3 separate regions of the Homo sapiens genome follow, and regions 1 and 2 are each linked to region 3. A link is a loop called in an ENCODE intact Hi-C map of the cell type or tissue named here. Cell type or tissue: CD4-positive, alpha-beta T cell. All regions are shown on one strand.

The links. Peaks named below come from ENCODE experiments on the same cell type or tissue, not always from the same donor. Only the 100,000 strongest peaks of a DNase experiment are listed, where the experiment ranks them.
Region 1: a loop joins it to region 3, with 2.2 times the contacts of the local background. A loop is called at or near these places in 6 of 110 quality-filtered maps.
Region 2: a loop joins it to region 3, with 2.6 times the contacts of the local background. A loop is called at or near these places in 3 of 110 quality-filtered maps.

What each region holds. Positions count from the first base shown.
Region 1 is chr7:87,047,564-87,055,563 of GRCh38, reverse strand. All of the region lies in intron 1 of ELAPOR2 (endosome-lysosome associated apoptosis and autophagy regulator family member 2), which reads left to right. Among named protein-coding and RNA genes, the nearest start is that of ELAPOR2, 8.1 kb to the left of the region's middle. In CD4-positive, alpha-beta T cell, no CTCF peak of the experiment used is centred here; no DNase peak of the experiment used is centred here.
Region 2 is chr7:86,921,960-86,929,959 of GRCh38, reverse strand. ELAPOR2 (endosome-lysosome associated apoptosis and autophagy regulator family member 2) reads left to right here. Exons shown (of 22, transcript NM_001142749.3): 9 at 3,044-3,224; 10 at 4,304-4,432. Among named protein-coding and RNA genes, the nearest start is that of GRM3-AS1, 120 kb to the right of the region's middle. In CD4-positive, alpha-beta T cell, CTCF peaks have their summits at 2,881 and 3,085 (motif pointing left); a DNase peak (open chromatin) is centred at 3,099.
Region 3 is chr7:86,975,460-86,983,459 of GRCh38, reverse strand. The region is part of intron 1 of ELAPOR2 (endosome-lysosome associated apoptosis and autophagy regulator family member 2); the gene reads left to right. Among named protein-coding and RNA genes, the nearest start is that of ELAPOR2, 80 kb to the left of the region's middle. RefSeq lists a silencer at 4,335-4,424. In CD4-positive, alpha-beta T cell, no CTCF peak of the experiment used is centred here; a DNase peak (open chromatin) is centred at 4,479; H3K27ac peaks cover 950 bases.

The DNA of each region.
Region 1 (8,000 bases), 72 kb before region 3:
CATTTCAGGTGAAGAGCACAGATTGAAAAAGGGCAGAAACATGAAACAGCATTGTATTGTAATTGGTTCTAACTGAAGTACAGCATGCAATGAGAAGCTTAATGAGAGATGAATCTGACAGGCAGGCAGGAGCCTATCATAAGGGACCTTATATCACACTAAGAAGCTGGTCTTCATTTGGTAGGCAATAGGATGCAGTAGTAGGACTTCAAAAAGAGGAGTAGTATGCTTTAGATAGAATTGGCAGTGAGTGGATGCAGAGGGTGAGAGAATGAAATGTTCTAACTTGATTAGAGGATGGTGCCTCTTAACCTCCCTGAGAAGAAATGTGAAGAAGATGGGATAAGGAGCTTGTTCTGTCTGGAAGGAGTGACTTTATGTAGAGCTGTTGAGTAGGCAGTTAGGTATTATTAGGCCCTGTTCCTCAGGGGCATGGTGTGGGCTGGTGTGGTGACCTGGGAATAACTTGAATGGAAGACATTGTTGAAATGACTGGATTGGTTGAGATCATGCAGGGAGTGAGAACAAAGTGCTGAAGATAGGACTTGGGTTTTACCTACATGAAAGGGGACAGAAACCGAGGAGTTCACAAAGGAGACATGTAGCAATGGCTGGTAAAGAAGAAATGTGAGTGTGGAGTTGTGGGAAAAAGAAAAGCCTTTGAAGAAGATAGGGCTCATTGTGTGTCAGTTGCCCGATGAAATCCAAATAAGATGATGACTGAAGAGAGAAGATTGAATTCTGTGATTAGGTCACTGGTGCTCAGCACCAGAGTGTTTCCTATGGGATGGTGGAGATGGGTTGAGTGTTAACTGGGAGGTGAGATGGTGGTGATGGAGTGGAATTGTGTTATAGAGCCTTCCTAGATTTGGTAAGCTACTGGGTCTTCAAAATCCATGTAAACCACAAGACCTGTAATGGTCATGTTTTTTGTTTCAGAACTTGATGGGCACAGCTGAGAAACATCCTTTCTGTAGGAAGTCCCTGAAGGCCATGGGCTATGGGTGAAGCTGTCAAAGGTTCTACAGTCACACTGTTATTGAAGGAGTTAGGACTCAGCCTCTGTTTTCAAGCAGTTAACGTAACTAATCTTTCCTGTTAATGCCTGTGGAGGTGAATTTTCCATTTCCAGTTCTTATGCTTAGAATCATTTCTCATGTTTTAGGCAAATGCGAGCAAGTATTCACACCATCAATATTTACAATGTAAAACCAAGAGTTGACAGATCTGTGAAGTGTCATATTTTAGCACAAGGGATGGAAATAGCAGAGCATAGTATAGAGTGGCACGTTTTCCTATCATAGTGTCTTCTCCAGCAGAGTCTTGCATCTTATAATAATTCTTTATTGTCAGAAAACACTAGCCACATTTTGGTTGCTTTTCTTTTCTCTTGAAGAAACCACAGATTATTCTCTTTCCTTTTTGCCTTTCATCATGTGTGTTCTATGTAGTATTTCAATATTCAATATGTATATATACATATATTTATCATGTACTTATATAGCAGGTATTGACAATGAATGGATGAACAAAACATAGGCCCCTGCTCCATGGAGCTTTGTAATCTCAGGGGAGTAGGTTTAAAACAAAACCACACATCATGCAATTACATTTGCCATAAGTACAGTGACGGAAAATTTCCGTGTGCAGTGAGAATGAATAGCCATCCTAGTTAGGGGCTGGGAGCAGGTGGATTACCAGGAAAAGATGTTTAAGGTAAGATCTAAAGGATGAGTAGGAGTTAGCTGGATGCAGGTTGTGGGTGATGGTGAGAGAACATCTCTCACAGAGGAAGCCTCCTGACCTAGATCCATCCCTATATCCTATCCTTTCCTGGACTAGTAAAAACAAAGGATCTTTTCTCTTCTCTGAATTCTAGTCACAGCCTATTGTTTACTCTCTGACACATATATGCTGTCCCACAAGTGTTTTGCACGCACAGCCCCCCACCCCATATAGATGAATGAGTTGTGCTCTCTCCAAGGGCACCCAGCTAAAGGGGTAAGAAGAAGAATCCACCCATTTCTCAGCATGCTTAGCTATATGTCCTGGCACAGGTCTGCATTTACCTGGAAAAAGGGATACCTTTTTCTAGTTCATATGCCCAGAGGGGGTCACTATTTTCTAAATCACACAAAGGCACCATTTGTTTTACCAGAGGCTTTGAATACACAAATGTTATCTCTCCCCTAGTACATGATATGTTCATTGAGGGCAAGGATTGTATCATCTTATTAGCAAACAGTACTATCTTTCATTTAAGGCATTTTGGGGGTTTTAAAAATGAGTAAGACATATATCCTTTTCTTTGGGAGCACTAATCACTGACTTAAAAATATAGTAAGTGAATAGTTTCTGCTTTTTCAGTTATAAACAGGAATTGATCTTTATGGTACATTTAATTCTAATCAACATATCCTCTTGGTTGTGCCAGATTTAAGACCCTGAAATAAACCCTAGTGGTCAGTTTGGGCGAGGTGGCCCACACCTGTAATCCCAACACTTTGGAAGGCTGAGGTAGGTAAATCACTTGAGCCAAGCAGTTTAAGACCATCCTGGGCAACATAGCAAGACCCTGTCTCTACAAAAAAATAAAAAAATCAGCTGGGCATGGTGGCATGGGCCTGTAGTCCCAGCTACTTGGGATGCTGAGGTGGGAGAATTGATTGAACCTGGGAGGTTGAGGCTGCAGGGAGCTGTGATTGTGCCACTGCACTCCAGTCTGGGTGACAGAGCAAGACCCTGTCTCAAACAAAACAAAACAAAACAAAACAAAACAAAACAAAAGAAAACAAACCCTGTGATCAGAATATACTGAAGTTGATTCTCAACTCAGTTTACAACTCGAGTTGGAAGTACATTTATTACCCTTATTCAAAATGTTGCTTTTATGAGCTCTTTTCTCTAGGTTAGTAGTCCACAAAGTGAGCTCCTAGGACTAGCAGTGTCAACATTAGTTAGGAAGTTGTTAGAAATATAAGTGCTTGGTTCCTGTGCACAACCTACTAAAATGGAAACCCTGGGATTGAAGCCCAGCAAGAACCATTGCGCTCAGTATAAAGAAAGGAATTGATATGGTTTGCCTGTGTTCCCACCCAAATCTCATCTTGAATTCCCATGTGTTGTGGGAGGGACCTGGTGGGAGTTAATTGAATCATGGGGGCAGTTATTTCACATGCTGTTCTCATGATAGTGAATAAGTTTCTTGAGATCCAGTGGTTTCATAAGGGGGAGTTTCCCTGTACAATCTCTCTTCTCTTGTCTGCCGCCATGTGAGATGTGCCTTTCACCTTCCACAATGATTGTGAGGCCTCCCTAGCCACTGAAACTATAGGTCCATTAAATCCCTTTCTTTTGTAAATTGCCCAGCCTTGGGTATGTCTTTATCAGCAGTGTGAAAATGGACCGACACAGGAATACAGTTTAGTTGCCTGAAATCCAGGGACCCATTTCATTGCTAAAATTCCCTAAACTGTCACCCTAGCTTACTTCCTGCTTCTGCAGGGTGTCTTAGAAACTCCTTAAATAATCACATCAAATGGACCATGAGATTCTCTCATTACCATGAAGTACTCCAGCAAGCATTTCTTAATTATCTTTTATATGTCAGGAATTATGCAAGATGCTGGTGATAAAACAGGATTCAGAGAATATTGTCATCATTCTCCAGGAGATCATAGCCTGATAGAAGACACAAATATGGAAATTAATAAAGCACCTCTTTCTGAGATTGACATTAAAATAGAAAAACATGGTAATATTAAGAGAGTATGGTTAGCCTTCTTGGTAAATGTTTTCCAATGTTTGCTACTTATGGGGGAGTGATGTTTACATTTTGGTCCAGCTGCAAAGTTGTGTCTTGTTATAGTACAAGCAGTATTGAAGGTATTTAAGAATCTAATGCAAATGTGAGCCCTGCCACTGGTTTATGTGACCTTCAACAAATTAACCCCTTTAAATCTTTTCTTGTCTGAAAATGGACAGAGTAAAACCTGTCTTATCTATGTTAGAATTGCTGTGAGATCAAGCTAATGCATTTGAAAGCATTTTGTAAATTCTAATGCAGTCGCCAATATCAGTTATTATTCTCATGTAGTGAAGAATAGTGTTTCTCAGGAGGTGCATTGAAGTATGAAAGATCTGGGATATGGGTAGGTAAATTTGTTTACTTACAAAAATATTTTATAGGAGTACTTTTTCTAACTATAAAAGTTATACGTTGTGAAACATTGTACCCAGTTGATTGTTCTGTCATCACTGAAATTTACTTGGCTTCAAGCACCCCAAACTCTCCTGGTTTTTCTCTTAATCCATTGTAATCTCTCTCAGTTTTTGCCAGTTTCTCCTGACATCTTGACATTGCCATGTTCCAGCGATTTATTCTTGGCCCTCCTGTCTTTTCTGTCATCCTTACACTCCTAGTGATGTCGGGAGTCTCTTGGCTTTAAATATCACCTATATGTGGATAGCTCCCAAATTAACACTTCCTTTGTGGACCATCCCCTGGAATCCTATCAAGCATAGCCTTGGTGTCACCACTTGTATAAGTACCTTAAATCTGACAGGTACCAAACTGAACTCCTGACATTTTCCCCAAACCTACTCCTTGTATAGTTTTCTCCATTTCATTGAATGGCAACTCCTTTCTTCTAGTTGCTCATATCTAGAACTCTGCAATCTCCACTGATGTCTTTTCTCCTACATCCTACATCCATCCTATCAGCAAATCCTCTTCCCAATAGCTGAATCAGAACTTCTCACTTCTCCTGTAATTTCTGGGCCATACTACCATTGTATCTTGCCTGGACTATCACTGTAACTTTCCATCTTGATGTCACAGTGCAGCTCAGAGATAGCATTAAAATATAAATTTAAAACTGTTATTCTTTTGTTCAACACCCTTCTAAGGCTTCATTAATACAAGACTGTATTAGGCCGTTCTCGCATTGCTGTAAAAAAAGTACCTGAGATTGGGTACTTTATAAAGAAAAGATGTTTAATTGACTCATGGTTCTGGAGGCTTTATAGGAAGCACAGTGCTGGCAGATGCTGGGCCTCTAGGGAGGCCTCAAGAAGCTTACAGTCATGGTGGAAGGCAAAGGGGGAGCAGGGACATCACATGGTAAAAGCAGGAGCAAGAGTGAGTGGAGGGGCAGGTACCACATATTTTTAGATGACCAGATCTCGATCTCCTGAGAACTCACTATTGCAAAGATAGCACCAAGCCATGAGCAATCCGCCCCCATGATCCAGACACCTCCCACCAGGCCCCATCTTCAGCATTGGGGATTAAAATTCAACATGAGATTTGGGTGGTGACAAATATCCAAACTATATCAAAGGTCCAACCTAATCTGACCTCCATGAAGCCTCTAATGTCACCTCTTATTACTCTCCCTCTTTTAGTTTATTTTGTGCTTCTATAACAGAATACCATAGATTGGGTAAGTTATAATGAACAGTAATTTATTTGCCTCCAGGTTTAGGAGGTAGGAAAGTCCAAGATCCAGGTGAGGGCCTCCTTGCTATGTCGTACCACGGTAAAAGGCCAAGGGCAAGAAAGAAAGAGAGAGAAAGAGAACAAGTGCAAGAGGGAGCCTGAACTCTATTTTATAAGGAACCTATTCCTGCAGTAATGCCATCAGCCATATATGAGGATGGAGCCCTCATGAACCAATACCTCCCATTAGGCCCCACCTCCCAACATCACCACATTTGGGATAAAGTTTCTAACATATCAACCTTCACGGACACATTCAAACCATAGAAGTCCCCATTTTTCATTTTGCATCAGCCAGTCCCAGTCTACTTGTTCTTCCTAGAATGTGTTATGCATGCTCCTTTCTCAAGGCCTCTGTACTGGATCTTTTCTGCCTGGAACTCTCTTCATTCAGGTATTTACTTGGCTTTGTCCCTCATGCACTTCAGGTTTCTACTCAATTGTCATTTTGTCAGTAAGGCTTTCCCTGGCTACCTATTTAAAATTGCAATCCCGGCCAGGCGCCTGTAATCCCAGCACTTTGGGAGGCCGAGGCTGGCGGATCACGAGGTCAGGAGATTGAGAGCATCCTAGCTAACACGGTGAAACCCCGTCTCTACAAAAAAATACAAAAAATTAGCCAGGCATGGTGGCGGGAGCCTGTGGTTCCAGCTGCTCGGGAGGCTGAGGCAGGAGAATGGCGTGAACCCGGGAGGCGGAGCTTGCAGTGAGCCGAGATCAGGACACTGCACTCCAGCCTGGGCGACAGAGCGAGGCTCGGTCTCAAAAAAAAATAAATAAATAAAATAAAATTTCAATCCCTTCCTCTCAATCTACATTTCATGCTTTTGTTTTTCTCTATAGTCCTTTTAGCATCCATAATAATGTATATTTTAATTATTTATTTGGTTTGTATGACTTCACATTCCCTCAATAAATTGTAAGCTTCATATAGATAACAAGACACTACTATATCCCTAGCACATTGAAGAGTGCCTGGCACTTAGTAGATGTTCAATAAATGCTTGTTGAATGAATGTGTAAATTTAATTTTGGGCACATAGGCTGTTTTAAATTTTCTGTTGTATAATCAAAACAGTGTTATAATCAATGTTTGTTATGATCAAAAACAATGCAAAACAGTGTCTGGATTTTTAATTAATTGAGATGATTACTTGTAGCAGAAAAGTTAGATTGAAGGACATAAACTGTATACTCTGGACAACACTGAAAACTGTTACGATCATTACTAATTTGATGGTAAAAATGCTATTTCATTGGGACAATTGACATTTAAACATTTTTTAATTTTTAACTTTTGTGGGTACATAGTAGATATATATGTGGTACACGAGATTGTTTTGATACAGGCATGCAATGTGAAATAATCACATCATGGAGAATGAGTTATCTGTCCCCTCAAGCGTTTATCCTTTGTGTTACAATTAAGTTACACTCCTTCAGTTATTTAAAAATGTACAATTAACTTACTATTTGCTATAGTCACACTGTTGTGGTATCAAATAATAGGACTTATTTATTTTTTCTATTTTTTTGTACCAATTAATTATCCACACCTCCCTCTCCAACCCCCACACTACCTTTCCCAGACTCTGGTAACTGTTCTTCTAATCTCTCTGTCTATGAGTTCACTTGTTTTGATTTTTAGATCAACAAATGAGAACGTGTGATGTGTGTCTTTCTGTGCCTAGCTTATTTCACTTAACACAATTACCTCCAGTTCTATCCATGTTGTTGCAAATGACAGAATCTCATTCTTTTTTTATGTCTGAATAGTACTCCATTGGGTATACATACCACATTTTCTTTTTTTTTTTTTTCTAGATGAAGTCTCACTCTGTCGCCAGGCTGGAGTGCAGTGGTGCAATCTCGGCTCACTGCAACCTCCGCCTCCCAGGTTCAAGCGATTCTCCTGCCTCAGCTTCCCGAGTAGCTGGGACAACAGGTGCTCACCACCATGCCCAGCTAATTTTTGTATTTTTAGTAGAGATTGGGTTTCACCCCGTTGGCCAGGATGGTCTTGATCTCTTGACCTTGTGATCCGCCCACCTCAGCCTCCCAAAGTTCTGGGATTACAGGCATGAGCCACCGCACCCAGCCGTACCACATTTTCTTTATCCATTCATTTGTTGATGGACACTTAGGTTGTTTCCAAATCTTAGCTATTGTGAACAGTTGTGCAACAAACGTCACAATGCAGATATCTCTTTGATATACTGATTTCCTTTCTTTTGAGTCCATAACCAGCAGTGGGATTGCTGGTTTATGTGGTAGCTCTATTTTTAGTTTTGTGAGGAAACATCATACTTTTCTCCACAGTGGTTGCACTAATTTACATTCCCATCAACAGTGTAGAAGTACTCCCTTTTCTCTACATTCTCACCAGCATTTGTTATTGCCTGTCTTTTGGATAGTCATTTTAACTGGGGTGAGATGATATTGTAGTTTTGATTTGCATTTCTCTAATGACTGGTGATATTGAGCACCTTTTCATATGCCT
Region 2 (8,000 bases), 54 kb after region 3:
CGTGGCTGAGAAGACCTCAGGAAACTTATAATCATGGTAAAAGGGGAAGCAGGCATGTCTTAAATGGCCAGAGCAGGAGGAAGAGAGAGAAGGGGGAGGTGCCACACACTTTTAAACCAGATCTCATGAGAACTCACTATCACAAGAACAGCAAGGGGGAAATCTGCCCCCATGACCTAATCACCTCCCACCAGGCCTTACCTCCAACACTGGGGATTACAATTCAACATAAGACTTGCATGGGGACAGAAATCTAAAACATATCAGAGGAGAAGGAGGTAAACACATGGGAAAAGAGAAAAGCAGCAAAGCCGTCATAGAAAAGGAAGGTAGGTGAATGCTGATATGTATTTGGGCAGGCTGACGACCTACTTAACACAACTGTACATGTTGAGCATGGCTTTGAAGGAGGAGTCAGATACAAGTTGGCAGCATGGTGTGGGTAATTCCAAGAGAGACAAATGATGAGTGCCCAGTGGCTTGCAACTGGAAAAGATCAAGGTTTGAGACAGCCTGGGAGATAAGAAATTGCCTGCTTGGCTGAGACCACCTGAGCCAGAACATCATGGAGCACAAGGCAGTTAGGTTAGGGTCAGTTGGTAGACCTTTTAAAAACACATGTAATTTAGCCCTGATGAGTTGAGCCAATTTATAAAGACTTAGTGCATTTGTGAAGTGACAACTGAAATAAATCAGACAACCATGGACAAAGCCAGTCTCAAAATTTGCCTAAATTGTAGTCCTCCCAGTTCTGAGTTCTGTTTTTATATGAGAATCAGCTTTCAGTTGATACCTCTGTGTGTTTTTAAAAATGTGGTTTTTTTTTCATGCTGTATATGAATGCAGACACTGGATCTCTTTTGTAATCTTAATAATAAACTGGTAAATTTTGCTTTATTAGGGTTTTGGTTTTATAAGACATTTCATAGTTTTATCTCAACTTGCCAAAGAATGAATTGATTATTGGTTTTTCATCTGCACTGGAAGCCCTCTGGTTCTAAGTATTATTAATATTAATTATTATCTTTACCTAGTCAGCCAGACTTGAAAGCATCTGTCTCCATTAGAAAGAGAGGCACAGAATCAATCTGCCATGTGAAACAAGAGGCTTTGTAAATAAAACTTTTACTATAGAGCATTTGAAATTTGATTTCTACATTTTTAAGTATTTAAAAGTGGTGTATATTTTTTAATTTTTAAGAAGTTTGCATGTATTGAAAGTCATGTGGTTAGCTGACTTCTCACAATATATTTGCATATTTTATTATTTTTACCCTTACCAAACTGACTCTTGTTGACTGGTGTTACTTTACCATTTACTAGTTGTGTTTGACTTTTGGGCAAATTAAGAGCTCTAATCTGGAGTGTTTCCTCATTTATAAACTTGAGGATAGCAATACCTACCTCTCAAAGTGATTAAGAAGATTACATAGTACAGGGTGTCAGCACCGCCCGCCACTCCCACCTGGGAACCAACTACTTTCACTAGTGCAGTAGCTCACACATAACGCAATCCATTTGTATTAATGTCAAAATAAATCAGCAAATTAGGGAATTAAGTAGGATTTGAAATTTGTTTTCTATGCTTGTTAAACCAGAATTTTAAGAAAGTAATCTCTCCAATATGATGATGTTTCATTTGCTTAGATTCTCTGAATTTTATATTGCTTTTCTTAAGGGGAGTTGAGAGCCCCTTTATTTTTCCAATTATTTAGGAATCCCCAGCAGGAGCAGCCATTATTTTACAGATGGTAAGAAAGGCAGGTGTGTGAAGTGGCTGGTTAAAGTGTATCATGATGCAACTCATAAAAATGAATATGGAAAAAGAGAGTTGTAAAAAGAAAAAATGTTATTTATAACTATTTTGAGACATTTACCTTTAAATCATTTTCTTAAGCCTCCTTCTTCAGATAAGTTAATCTACTCTTCCATAAGAATACTTGAGAATAAAATTGGGTAGCCTAAAGGAGTTATTATACATGATTTTCTACTAACTGGAAATAGCTATGGACAATCGCCTTTAATTTTGATTCCCCAGCTTTAATAGCAGACTTCCTATTGCAGAAGTTGTTTTAAAGGAGAAAAAATACTTTTAGCAGATTATATGTTTAAGAAAAGGAACTTTTAGTCTCTTTTAAAAATGCTGCATTTAGTTATTAAATAGTTGATTTATTTTTATGTTTGCATTTAGAATTCCTTTTCTGTTTTCCTCCACTGAACATACCAATTTTGTTTTCGAATGGCTAACCCATTTGGTATCTCTGGTTTAAAAATGAGAATAAAAATTTGATAATAATGGCTTTTGGGGTTTGACTGAGTTACAGCTGTTTTCTTATATTTTGCTTTGTGTGGGGGTGAATGAATGAGTGTGAGAGAATAAAAGGGCAGAGTTTAAAAGACTGCTCTCCTTGAAGGCAGAGGTTGTCTTAATCATGATGTTCAGAGCCCATGGATCAGGACCTAGAAGCCTCTGGGGTAAACATTTTAGCTACAGCTCTTGTAGTCTAACATCAGGTTATTGAAAAAGACTCCGAGAACCACTACCAATATTATGAACTAGCAGGATTGAAATGTGAATCTTGATATATTCTTTCTGAAAAATAACCTTTTTGTGATTGCTATGTGCAAAGCATAATGAAATGTGCTGTTGGAGGAAAGGAAGAGGTTAGTGGAAGTCTCAAAATGAAAAAGCAAGTTGCTGCGTAGAAACTTATGTCAGCTATGGAATAAAGTAAATGAATGGATAGAAGAGTAAGGGTGATAAACAGGTTACCTACATTTTAAAGAGTTATTTCATGATGAGGAACATGCTGTGTACGAGGGAAGGCCACCTATAGCTTAGGGTAAAAGCATTTGGAAGTAACAGTCATTTCCCCACCAATGTTCTCTCTTTTCTCTCATTTTGTCACTGATGTTTTAGATTCTGTCAGCTGGCCCTTCTATTCTGTCACCATTTGTACTTTTCCTATACTGCCAGTTTAAGATTTTTGTTATAAGCATGTTATATGACTTGGTTGCTTTTTTTTTTTTTTTTTTTTTGTAGACACAGATAATGTACAAGTGGATAGAGCCCAAAATCTGCCGGGAGGATCTCACAGATGCTATTAGATTGCCCCCTTCTGGAGAGAAGAAGGATTGTCCGCCTTGCAACCCTGGATTTTATAACAATGGATCATCTTCTTGCCATCCCTGTCCTCCTGGAACATTTTCAGATGGAACCAAAGGTAGGATGTCAATTGGTCCAATAACTGGGCCTTTAGCAAAATGATCTTGTTGGACTACTGTGACCATTTTCTAAATTGTTTTTATGGAAAGTGGTTACAGAATTTCTTTTAGTTTTAGTAGACAAAAATTGCAGTCAACTGTAATATTTTAGTTGCAGATAGATGGCTTGAATATAGCCATGTTGTATACTTACTATCCAGAGCCTTTGAGAGATAGCATAAAAAGGACTCTGAAGGCAAACTGACTTGGATTTGAATCTATGTCCCCCATGCTACCAATAGTGTGATTTATCCAAGTTGTTTAAACTTTTTGAAGCTCAATTTTCTTGTCTGTAGGATGGTGGATAATATCTGGCTCATCATCATTGAGAAGGACATTTAAACATGCCTTCTGTAGTACTTTTGCAGCAGGTATAAATGTTTGTGAAATATTTTCTTTCCCTACTCCTTTTCTTACTGATGTGATGATGCGAAGTGGCTACATTTCTAAATGGTTGGAAAAGACCCTTCTCTTTCAATTTTGCAGATGTCAATTTAAATCAGGCTTATTTATAAACCCAGCACTTTCCCAGCCCCTCAACACCCAACCATTCTCAACATAGTCAATATTTTGAATTTGAATTAATCAGTTCATAAATGGTATTAATATTCTGTTAAGTTGAATAACCAATAGGAAGAGTGAAATCTTTCTTTATTCATAAGGTGGAAGAACTGATTCTAAGGTCACATGCAGGAGAACTTGAACTTGTTTCATAGTTACTCTTTTTATGGAGGGTAATTAAGTATTAGCAGCTACTCCCAGATGTGAAGGAAAAAATTATTTTTAAAGATTTTGTTTCTGTCCTTTTCCTTTTTCATTTTAGTCAAGTATATGTATGTATGTATAATATATCTAGAATTTTGTTCTTTTCAGATTTCTTTTGAAAAAGTTAGTACATCCTGAGGGAACTGGTAGTCCAATATCTTTTTTTTCCACTTCTCTCCCTGCTAATTGTAATGTAGTGTGTTTGGAACAGAGAAAGTAGAAGTTGTCCATATGCAGTTTAATTTTAATTGTTGACCCTACTTGTCTCCTGTAGAATGTAGACCATGTCCAGCAGGAACGGAGCCTGCACTTGGCTTTGAATATAAATGGTGGAATGTCCTTCCTGGCAACATGAAAACTTCCTGCTTCAATGTTGGGAATTCAAAGTGCGATGGAATGAATGGTAAGTTCAAAATCAGCCTACTTGATGTATTTCAGCAATAGAGACATCATTCATTCTTGAACTTAGCTCTCTAAAACATACCAAGTATGGGTATGAGGAACTTCAATCTTATCATTTGGCTGCTTGCCCATCTTCTGGTTGTACCATAAAAATAGTAAATGTGGTGTCACAGCCAGGTGACATTCATAGAAGAACAAACTATTAATTTTGCATTTTTTTTAGGCAGTATTGAAGTAGATGCTGAGAATCATCATTTATGGGTATAAATGCCAGAATAGATTTACCAAGGAGGGGGATGAAATCTATGTTCTTTACCATTTTAAAGAGTAGCATGATGGGATTTCTGTCTTGATTAGTCTGGCTCAGCACTGTGCCCTGGTGAGGGGTTAACTAACTTCAAATTCCCCTTGCCTGTCAAGTCTATGATTGTATTTACAAAGTATATATGAATTCTACCTATTGAAAATTTGAAAATGTGGCAGAGTTCTACAGAACAGTTGTTGATTTGTATTTGCTCTTACCTTTTAAGTGCCTAGAGGGCTTGGAATTTACTTGTTCTGCAGTATGTGATGGTTGAATGAATATATGTATTTTTAAACTTTATGCTACGGGTAGGTATTGTATATACCAGACCTTTACACTAAAATGCATCCTTTACTTATAACCTCACTGGCATTTTTTATCTGCTCACTTTTCTCTATATTATGTTTAATTATTGTAAACACGTATGTGTGTGCTTTTTAACACATACGTTTTAAATCAATATCTATTCAAAAAAAAAAGCTTGAGTCATAGGAAGTGAGGTGTATACATGAGCACAGAGATTGACAAATAATAGGTTTTTGAATAATGTTAAACAGATGAGTGAAAGAGGAAAAGACAAAGCCTCAGTATATATATTAAATGTGAGCTAGTCTTCATTATTGACCAACAATCCCACTTAAAAAATCCTCAGAGAGAAGAAGAATAAGATATAATAGCTGTTACTTGACCCTGAAGGTTTTTTTTTTCCTAAAATGTCCTATAATTGAATTTTAAATTGAGAAAATTAAGTCCTATTGGGAAAATAAGATTGGGAAGGCAAGGGTATAGAATAACTCTATAAAAGGACTAATACATTTGTGTGTGTGTGTGTGTGTGTGTGTGTGTGTGTATTCACTTACTAGTAAAGATTACCTGAAACTTTAATTGGATCTTATAGAGGACTTATTCATAGCTTAAACTCTGGAAATACTTGATTTACCCACTTGCTTACTCATTTACTGAGAGTCTATTTTTAAATTTTGCTTAGTTTTCAGTAATGATCAATGATTAAATGAAAAGTATAAATCTCTGCAGTATTAGTGTGTGGCATTGAAATGGTAAACAGTAATGTAAAAACTACAAAGATAAAAGGTGATGTATATTTTGTGACTGGCTGGTCCAGTAGCCAACCTTGTGAGGAGCAGCACTCACAAGAACGAGGGTGAAATGGAGAGGCACAGGGGCAGCCTGTCCCCTGGGATAGTCACCCACTAAGGCATGGAGTTAAAGCAAGTGTGCTTTGCCCAACTTGACTGTATGATTTGGAGTGCTTTGAGATTCATGTAGTCTTGGTCTGATTTTCACACAGTTACAGAACAGGTATGTAGAAGCAAATCTTCATGTGCTAAAATTTGCCTAAGAGGAATTCAAAGCTGGAGACAAGTAGTTTTTATTCATGAAGATGTTCATTGGGCTTTATCTATAACAACAAAAATTGAAATAATTGAAATATCCAAAAATAGGATAATGTTTACAAAAGTTATATTACCCTAATGGAATGAAATATTATGCAATCATTATGTGCAAGTTGTACAGAAAACAATTTGGCAAAGTTTCAGAAATTTAGAAAGTTCCTATTCTCCAAGCCAAAAATACCACTTATGAGGATTATACCAAGGAAACAGTGTGATGTAAAGAAAAATTATGCACAAAAAATATTAATTTTAGAGTTATTTATAAGAGTGAAAAATAGGAGAAAACTAAATTTTCAATAATGGGGTATGGTTAAATAAAATTATGATATAGCTATGTAACATTGTTAAGTTATTAAAATTAGATGTGCAGAGGATTTTTAGTGGTTTTTTAATGATACATAATAGTTTTATATATTTTGGGGGTACGTGTGATATTTTGATATATTCCAAAATGTGGAATGATCAAATAAGGGTAATGGGATATTATCATCTCAAACAATCTTTTTAATGTTGGGGACATTCTAATTCTTCTAGCTATTTTGAGCAACACAAAAAACTACTAACTACACCCTACTGTATATTGAACACTAGATCTTATTTCTTGTATTTAACTGTATTTTTGCGCCCATTAACTAATTGCTATTTACCTCAAAGGGGTAATATTTTTCATAGAATGATGATCAGAAAAATCAGAAGACCATGCTAAATGAAAGAAAAACAGGAAATAGATTATATAGTAAAATCTAAGTTATATATTTTAAAAGTATACACTAGACAAATACTAAAAAGAATGTTAAAAGGCTATTCCTTGGAGATGGGAGGTTTATGTGAAATATGAATTACTTTATTTTTAAATTTGGTTTACTGTATTTAATATTCCTTATAGACACTCATTGCTTTCAAAATCAGAATAGTAACACAATATTGATTTAAAAATATATTCATTTGACTCAATAACTCTTTTATTGGTATTCCTTTTTAGAAAAATATTGAATATATAGAAAAGCTTTACAAAAATATGTTTATTATAGTTTATATTATGTTACTTAAAGGTAAAAACAAACCAAATGGTTAAAATGGATGTGTAATCAACAGTAGATAAGTCCTGTAGTGGGAGCGATTTGGTGAATTATGCAAATTATATTTAGCTGAATAATAAAATATTATTTCAGTCATTAACATGTTTATGAAGTATTTATAAAAGTGCTTATGAAATAATGTTAATTTATAAAAGCATGATACAAAATTATCTATAATAAAAGCTCAGTGATGTAAAAACATGTATGCGTTGAAAGAAAGTGAAAAGAAACATCACAGCATGTTAATGGTGTTTTTTTTCTAGGTAATGAAGTTATAAGTAATTTTAGGTTTCAACTTTTAAATTTGTCTTTAAAATTTAAAATTTTTATGATAAATATAAGTATGATTTTTAAATACAAAATAATCTTAAAATATAAAATATACACAGAAACATGGAAAATATGAGATTCACTCTTATGGAAAAAAGAAAATACAAAATTATGTATACCATTATTAAACTGTGCCTATGGACAAAGACTAGAAGGGAATGTATAAAAATTATAATAGCTGTTAGGTGTTAGGTTAGAAGTAAATGTTTTTGAAATCAACATTCTGGTTGACACTGTTCCATATAGTTTTTATGCTTGAGAAAGGATAAAAATAACAACCAGGGCACAGTAAAAGGCAGTATTTCCTAGGTTTTCTACTGACTTTGATATGCCCTGGTTGATAGGAAAAAAAAATCTTAATTTTTATATTGATGACATGTCAAAATTATGATATTCTGTGTATATTGGGTTAAATAAAATATATTAAAATTTCACTTCTTT
Region 3 (8,000 bases):
CCTTTGTGGGTAACCCGACCTTCTCTCTGGCTGCCCTTAACATTTTTTCCTTCATTTCAACCTTGGTGAATCTGACAATTATGTGTCTTGGGGTTGCTCTTCTCGAAGAGTATCTTTCTGGTGTTCTCTATATTTCCTGAATTTGAATGTTGGCCTGCCTTGCTAGGTTGGGGATGTTCTCCTGGATAATATCCTGAAGAGTGTTTTCCAACTTGGTTCCATTCTGCCCGTCACTTTCAGGTACACCAATCAAATGTAGATTTGGTCTTTTCACATAGTCCCATATTTGTTGGAGTCTTTGTTCATTTCTTTTTACTCTTTTTTCTCTAAACTTCTCTTCTTGCTCTATTTCATTAATTCAATCTGCAATCACTGATACCCTTTCTTCCACTTGATCGAATTGGCTAATGAAGCTTGTGCATGTGTCACGTCATTCTCGTGCCATGGTTTTCAGCTCCGTCAGGCCATTTAAGGTCTTCTCTACACTGTTTTTTCTAGTTCGCCATTCATCTAATCTTTTTTCAAGGTTTTTAGCTTCCTTGCGATGGGTTTGAAATCCTCCTTTAGCTCGGAGAAGTTTGGTATTACTGACCTTCTGAAGCCTACTTCTGTCAGCTTGTCAAAGTCAGTCTCCCTCCAGATTTATTCTGTTGCTGGCGAGGAGCTGTGATCCTTTGGAGGAGAAGAGGTGCTCTGTTTTTTAGAATTTTCAGCTTTTCTCCTCTGGTTTCTCCCCATCTTTGTGGTTTTATCTACCTTTGGTCTTTGATGTTGGTGACCTACAGATGGGGTTTTGGTGTGGATGTCCTTTTTGTTGATGTTGATGCTATTCCTTTTTGTTTGTTAGTTTTCCTTCTAACAGTCAGGTCCCTCAGCTGCAGGTCTGTTGGAGTTTGCTGTATGTCCACTCTGGACCCTGTTGGCCTGGTTATCACCAGTGGAGGCTGCAGAACAGCAAATATTGCAGAACAGCAAATATTGCTGCCTGATCCTTCCTCTGGAAGCTTCATCCCAGAGGGGCACCCACCTATATGAGGTGTCAGTCGGCCCCTACTGGGAGGTATCTCCCAGTAAGGCTACACGGAGGTCAGGGACCCACTTGAGGAGGCAGTCTGTCTTTTCTCAGAGCTCAAACACCATGCTGGGAGAACCACTGTTCTCTTCAGAGCTGTCAGACAGGGCCATTTAAGTCTGCAGAAGTTTCTGCTCCATTTTGTTCAGCTATGCCCTGCCCCCAGAAGTGGAATGTACAGAGGCAACAGGCCTTGCTGAGCTGCGTTGGGCTCCGCCCAGTTAGAGCTTCCCTGGCCACTTTGTTTACCTACTCATGCCTCAGCAATGGTGGATGCCCCTCCCCGAGCCAGGCTGCCGCCTCGCAGTTTGATCTCAGACTGCTGCACTAGCAGTGAGCAAGGCTCTGTGGGCATGGGACCTGCCGAGCCAGATGCGGGATATAATCTCTTGGCTTGCCGTTTGCTAAGACCATTGGGAAAGCGCAGTATGTGGGCAGGAGTGTCCTGATTTTCCAGATACAGTCTGTCATGGTTTCCCTTGGCTAGGAAAGGGAAATCCCCTGACCCCTTGTGCTTCCCAGTTGAGGTGATACCCCACTCTGTTTTGGCTCACCCTCAGTGGGCTGCACCCACTGTCCAACCAGTCCCAATGAGATGAACCAGGTACCTTAGTTGGAAATGCAGAAATCACCCGTCTTCTGCGTCAATCACGCTGGGAGCTGCAGACTGGAGCTGTTCCTATTTGGCTATCTTGGAACTGAAGAAAGTAAGGGAAGTAAGTATTCCCAGAAGGAGGTGCTTCCTGAGTTGAGGCTTGCACATGACTAGCGGTTCATTAGTTGCCTGAAGCAGAGAAGCACTCTCCAAGTGGAGGGAACCATGTAAGATCCTCCAAGACAGCTAGAAACATTTGTTATGGTTTGAGCACATGGTTTAATGGCAGATGGTGGGAGGAATAGCTGGGAGGTAGTTAGGACCAGATCATAAATGATCTAGAATACCACAGTAGACAGATCAGTTTAGTGGATTCATGAGGGGGCAGAAGCCAGATCACAGTTAGTTGAAGTGTAGATGACAGATGATAATGGCAGTTAGTGAGCCCAGACTAGTCTTTCAGGAAGCACAGCTGGGAAGAAATGGAAAGGAGCTAGAGAGTGGCGTGAGATGTATCACAGAGTCCCAGCAGGAAACAGATGGCTTATGCAAAAGTTCAACTGAATAGAGTTTAATGAAGAAACTTTTTATGGAGGTATGGACCAATTTAAGGGAACCGACAACAGAAGTGTGAAGAGCTAGCAGCAACTGGTTAGCACTTGTAGATCTGACTCTTCTGCAAGTGGAGGAAATGGTGTTCTGGAAGCTCAGTGGCTGTGGAAGGCAGAAAGGAGATAGAGAACTCTCTCTAATCTCCTGCTGATGCCTCCCATCAGATGAACACCCAGAATCTGTAGTGCAAAGGAGCCTGAGTGATACAGTCCAGAAAGGTCAGCCTCTCCAGGCCTGCCTTGGAGACTGGATCTGAAGAGCAAATGGTGAGCCACCAATATGCAGGATCAGTGGAGATGCTGTTTTATTTTCTTAATAATGGGGGAAACGTTAATCATTTATTTGTTGAGGGGAGAGCCAGATGAGAGATAGGCATTACCAAAGCAAGAAAGAGGCAGAATAATTAATGGAATGAAAGGAACACGTTTAAGGAGAGGAGGAGATTGGAAGAACTGGCAGAGATACTTGTTTTGGAGAGTAGGAAGGATCCTTTAGTACTTGAGACCCACAGGAAGGAGGCATGCTTGTCAGTCTGTGCATGCCCAAACAGAAGATGGGAGACAATTTGAGGAAACTAATGCCTAGAGAGCTTTTATATTCTTGTCAACGTAGAATGCAAGGTTATTTGTAGAGAGTGAAGGGACTGAGCTTGAAACAATTTTAGAATTGTCATGAGGAGAGTGGGAAGGTGAACTGACTAGGGAAGGTGTCCGTAAAGACTGCAGAAAGCGGGTGGGGATCCAGCTGAGATAGGAAGTGCTGAAGTACTAAAAGCAAGTAATAAAAGAGGGAACTGCCTCAAATGTATGTTAGTAAGTAAATTGCTAAGGTTAGTAACTGTAATACAGCAAAGACAGAATTGTTCTTGTGCTATTTTTGGCACTTGGCTTTGCCTCACACATACTGTTTGATGTCAGAAACCTGGAATCTCAGATTTCTCTCAATACCATATTTCCTTAATTCAAAGGCACTATTTATTCTAAAACGTACCAGAGTTTTATTACCTTTTTTGGTAAGTGAGAGAAATTGCCACTCTGTTAAATGTACAATAATTTTTTCCAACCGACAATAGTATAAGTGTATCCACTTAATTTTGTATAATTTCTTCTTTAATATCTCTGTCAAAGACCAAGTCTGTGCTTTTGCCTGGAATATCTAGCAAGCTTGTCCAGCCCACATTATTTTGTTGTTGTTCTGTTTTGTTTTGTTTTAGGCTTTTAGCAGCCTGAAACCATGATTTTTAGTTTCTGTCTCTAGTGATAAGTGGAAAAAAGAGATGAGAAAGGGGCTTTACTGGCCCAACCAGAAACAGAAACGAAGAACCCACAACTGTATTCTCTCCCTTGGACACCCCTGGGAGTCTCCTGAGCTACTTCTGTCCGTGGGCAGTTTGTGAGATTGGGTGACATGTTTCTTTTCTAAACCTGTGCTTGGGATCCTAGCTCGCATTGGCTTGACCTGATACTACCTCTGTCTTGCCTTCCATATTAGTATCTCCCCAATTTTCTTCTTTTATTACTCTATACCCTGTCTTGCATTCTCTCCACATTCTGGCTTTACTCATGTCAAGTCTTTTGTGAGCTCATGCTCTAGCTTAGTTGGGTTTAGGCATCTGCCAATTAATGTACTTAATCAATTAGTTTTAACAGCATCCCATAAGTTAGGGCTGGACTGGTGTCTCATTTCCTATTATTGTTTTTGTTTGTTAGGCTTTAATTTATATTTCCCTACTGTGAATAACTTGAGCTCTTTTTATAAATACCCCTAAAAGCTTCTTTGTTCTACTAGGTTACACTTACGATTTTGTCACCTGTAGTTAAACTATGTCTCTTAGGAGTTATTCAGAAGTGTTTGGCAGATAGTATCTGAGTGACAGTCCTTCAAGATGCATGAAGTGGTTGTGTTCTAGCTTTTAAACTTAACGTGGTCTTTTCTCGGGGAGTTGGCAACTTTTGTCCTCTTAATTATATTACCTCTTGTGGCAGAGGTAATCTTTTGTATACATTAACTTTTGGTCTCTTTGCTGCATCATTGTGCAATCTTTATTCAGATGCTATAAAGAAAGTTAAAGGTAAATCCAACTCTTGTGATACAGGTAACTGAAGTGATAACAAAATGAGTGCATAGTTGGCCTATTAAATTTGCATAGGCATGGGCTCTGACACTTATTCTGCAAAGCTAGTGACAAGTTTCTTTTGATGTGGTTTCAAAAGTCTTCAAATCTGCATTTCAGAATTGAGGAAATGTGTCAGTACCTGCCTCACAGTGTTGCCACAAGGATCAAACAAAAAAATATACAGTTATAGTCATTATTTCCTGGTGTCTAGTATAGTTTATGACCTGAAACACAATAATTAAGAGTTTTCTTGGCACTCAAGCCTAAATATTACCATGTATATTTATTCCTATAGCCTTACAAGATAAAGAGGTGTAAGGCATTACAATCTTATTACAGATAGACAAGGAAATTGAGGTTCAGAGACACTGAGTGCCCTTCCTAAGGCACACAGTTGGAAAAATGATGGTGCTGGGATGATAATCAAGTTCTTGCCTCAGCCTCCTTCTTAGACTATAAACAATCTGCCTGCTTGAAGTTTCTGCAGTGAATCATGGAGAAGGGCCTGAGAGCACTGAGAAAATGTTCCTTTATTTTTCCCACAAAAGAAAGATATCCATAAGTACTGGTGAAAAGAGCAAGGCAAATAGGCTTTATAATTCCCAACCAGTGTGTCTTATATTTTTTCTTAATTTATTCCTAGATGAAGAGATGTGTATTATATTTTGTGAAAAGATAAATGTTTAATTTTCTTACTGGAAGTGTATTAGTCTGTTCTCATATTGCTATGAAGAAATATCTGAGACTGGGTAATTTATAAAGGAAAAAGGTTTAATTGATTCACAGTTCCACATGGCTGCGGAGGCCTCAGGAAACTTACAGTCACGGCGGAAGGCACCTCTTCACAGGGTGGCAGGAGAGACAATGACTGCAAGCAGTGGAAACGCCAGATGCTTATAAAACCATCAGACCTCACGAGACTCACTCACTATCACAAGAGCATGGGGAAACTGCTCCCATGATTTAATTATCTCCACCTTGTCCCACCCTTGACAGGTGGAAATTATGGCGATTACAATTAAAAGTAAAATTTGAGTGGGGACACAGAGCCAAACCATATCAGGAAGTGACCATGACATATTAATATATAACTTTTAAAAATATGAACAAAGAGAATGCCATTGAAAAGCCATCCTTATCCATATTTTCTAATTTTCTCAAGTAAATGTTAATACTTATTACTTGCAAAATATAAACTTGATATGATAAAGGGTATCTTAATTTTTAAATAAATGTGCTTAGAAAAATGATTGGCATCCTAACTGTGGTTATTTTTGGTTGATGATATTATGATAGGTTTTTATGTGCTTCACTATTTTCTAAACTCTTCATACTGAATATGTATTGCTTTGTAATCAGAAAACAAAATATTAAATATTGTTTTGAAACTGATGTAGGAAAACAGACAAAGCTGAGGAATTAGAAGACGTGGTAGAAAGTAAAGCTATTTTGGAACAGATAACTTGTGAAGAATTATTTTAAAATTTACTTTGAGGTTATTGATTCCTCAGGAGACAGGGTGGTGTTATGGTATTGAGAGTACAGGGAGAGGTATGATATAGGGAGAGACATGATATTGAGAGATACGGGGAGAGATTGGGTGAAAGGGGATGTTGCTAGCCAAATTCTGCTTTCTGTGATGTACAGGGAGGAATAATGAGGCATCAGCTTTTATTCTGATTTCTGTTTATGAAGTTTTTAGATTTAACATTAGCTCTTAGGATCCAGGACGGGAACTATAATGGTCATGAGGACAGGCTTTAGAGTTAGGCACTTAGATTCTAATCCCAGAACCCCTATAAATCAGCTCTATGACATTGGGAGGTTACTTAAATCTTTGTTGGTTTCCTTATCTGTAAAAACTCTGCCTTACAAGGTGGTCGACAGCACTAAGATATTGTGAACTTAGCACAATGATTGATATGTATCACTAATGAGTGGCAGCTATCATCACCACCACACTCATCAACCTTGACTGAGATTTGAGACATACATAAATATGAGTTGGTATTATAGAATTATTGCCTATCTCAAGTATCTGTTAGCACCCATAGTTGCAGTGACAGCAACCCGACTCACACAGTTTAAGCTTGAAAACACAGAACTTATGCAGGGCAGTTCTGAGGACCCCAGGCCCTAGAGTACCTTAACCTTATGCATGATGGTTGTAATAGATGCTTTACATTTTTTAGAGAATCTAATATTTGTGACATTTTGGTGGTGTTATATGTTGATTGTCTTTTCTCTGGAGCATTAGTCGGATTTTCCTTGTTCTTTGTATATCCAAGTGATTTTTGATCGTATTCTGGATATTTTTAATATTATGTTGTGAATCTCTAGATCCTTATAAAATCCTCTGTAGACGGTTGGTTTGTTTCAGCAGCCAGTTGACCTGGTTAGGTTCAGACCACATGTTTTTTCTCCCTTTTATGTGTGGTGGTTCCTTCCAGTGTCTATTCAGTTTTCAAAACTTTGGCTGTTTTTATCTTTTGTGTGTGTGGAGGGGGCAGGTGAGGGGCAGGATCATCTGCCCCTTGCTCAATACTCAGGGTTTAGTTCAGATAGTGGTTTATATTGTAGTTCAGCTCTCCATGCCTTTGCTATACTTCTTTGAGTATATTCCATATTTGCACAGTTTGAAGGTGAGCCTGGGACTGTTACTTCATAGACTGAACCAGAGGATTATCTTCTCTATTACTCTCTGGAATATTTTCTCAGGACTGCTTTTTATATTTCCTCTGGCCAGAAAGATGGATTATTGTATAGTTTTAGCCTGCATGTTTTTGTGCAATTCTACTTGCCTGGGATGAAGTGACAAGTGAAGGAAGGAAGAAAAAGAATAATAAGGATTTTCTCCTAAGCTCTTTGCACAGCTGAAGTCCCTGTTCTAGTTATCTTATCTAGAGAGAGAGGTTTTCTCTTGGCATATTAGGTGTTTGCATGGTTGTTGTGGAATCAGTGCTGTTCTAAGCTGGTGCTGGCCGTGGGGAAGGACTGGAAGAGAAAAAGAAGAAAAAAAGCACATGGATATCCCTCTCACTTTCTGATCCCATTTCCCCTCTCCCAGTACTCCAACCACAGGGATCTCTTTTCTTATTCTTCTGGCCAGAAAAATGGGCTTCTCTTGTAGTTTTTTGCATTCTGAACCCACTGTGCAATTCCCTGATTTGGCCCACCTTCAGCTCAAGGAGAAAAAGGAAAGAAAAGAAGCCCGGTAACTCCCTACCATTGTATTAGCTGTTAGAAAGTTTTGACTTTCTTATTCAGACTACCTGCTGTTTATTTTGCAGAGTCTTGCTTTTATATTTTGGGCAGAGTGGGAAAAAGAAACTGTAGCGGACTTTCTCCATCTTGGTTAGCACCAGTGTGAATAGTTTATTGTGACTGTCCAGATAGCATGTCCATATTAGGGCCTGGCCAGGGGTTGGCCCACTCAGAACTGCAAAGTGTAATGAGAGCAGGGGGCATGCTGTTACCTAAAGAAATAGGAAAGCCATGCCAGGCAGACAGAACAGCAGGTGTCTAATGTTTATGATTAAGAAGAAAACCTTTTAATAGATGTTTTAAGGTTAATTTTAGAAAGTATAGTTATGACAGAGGTATTA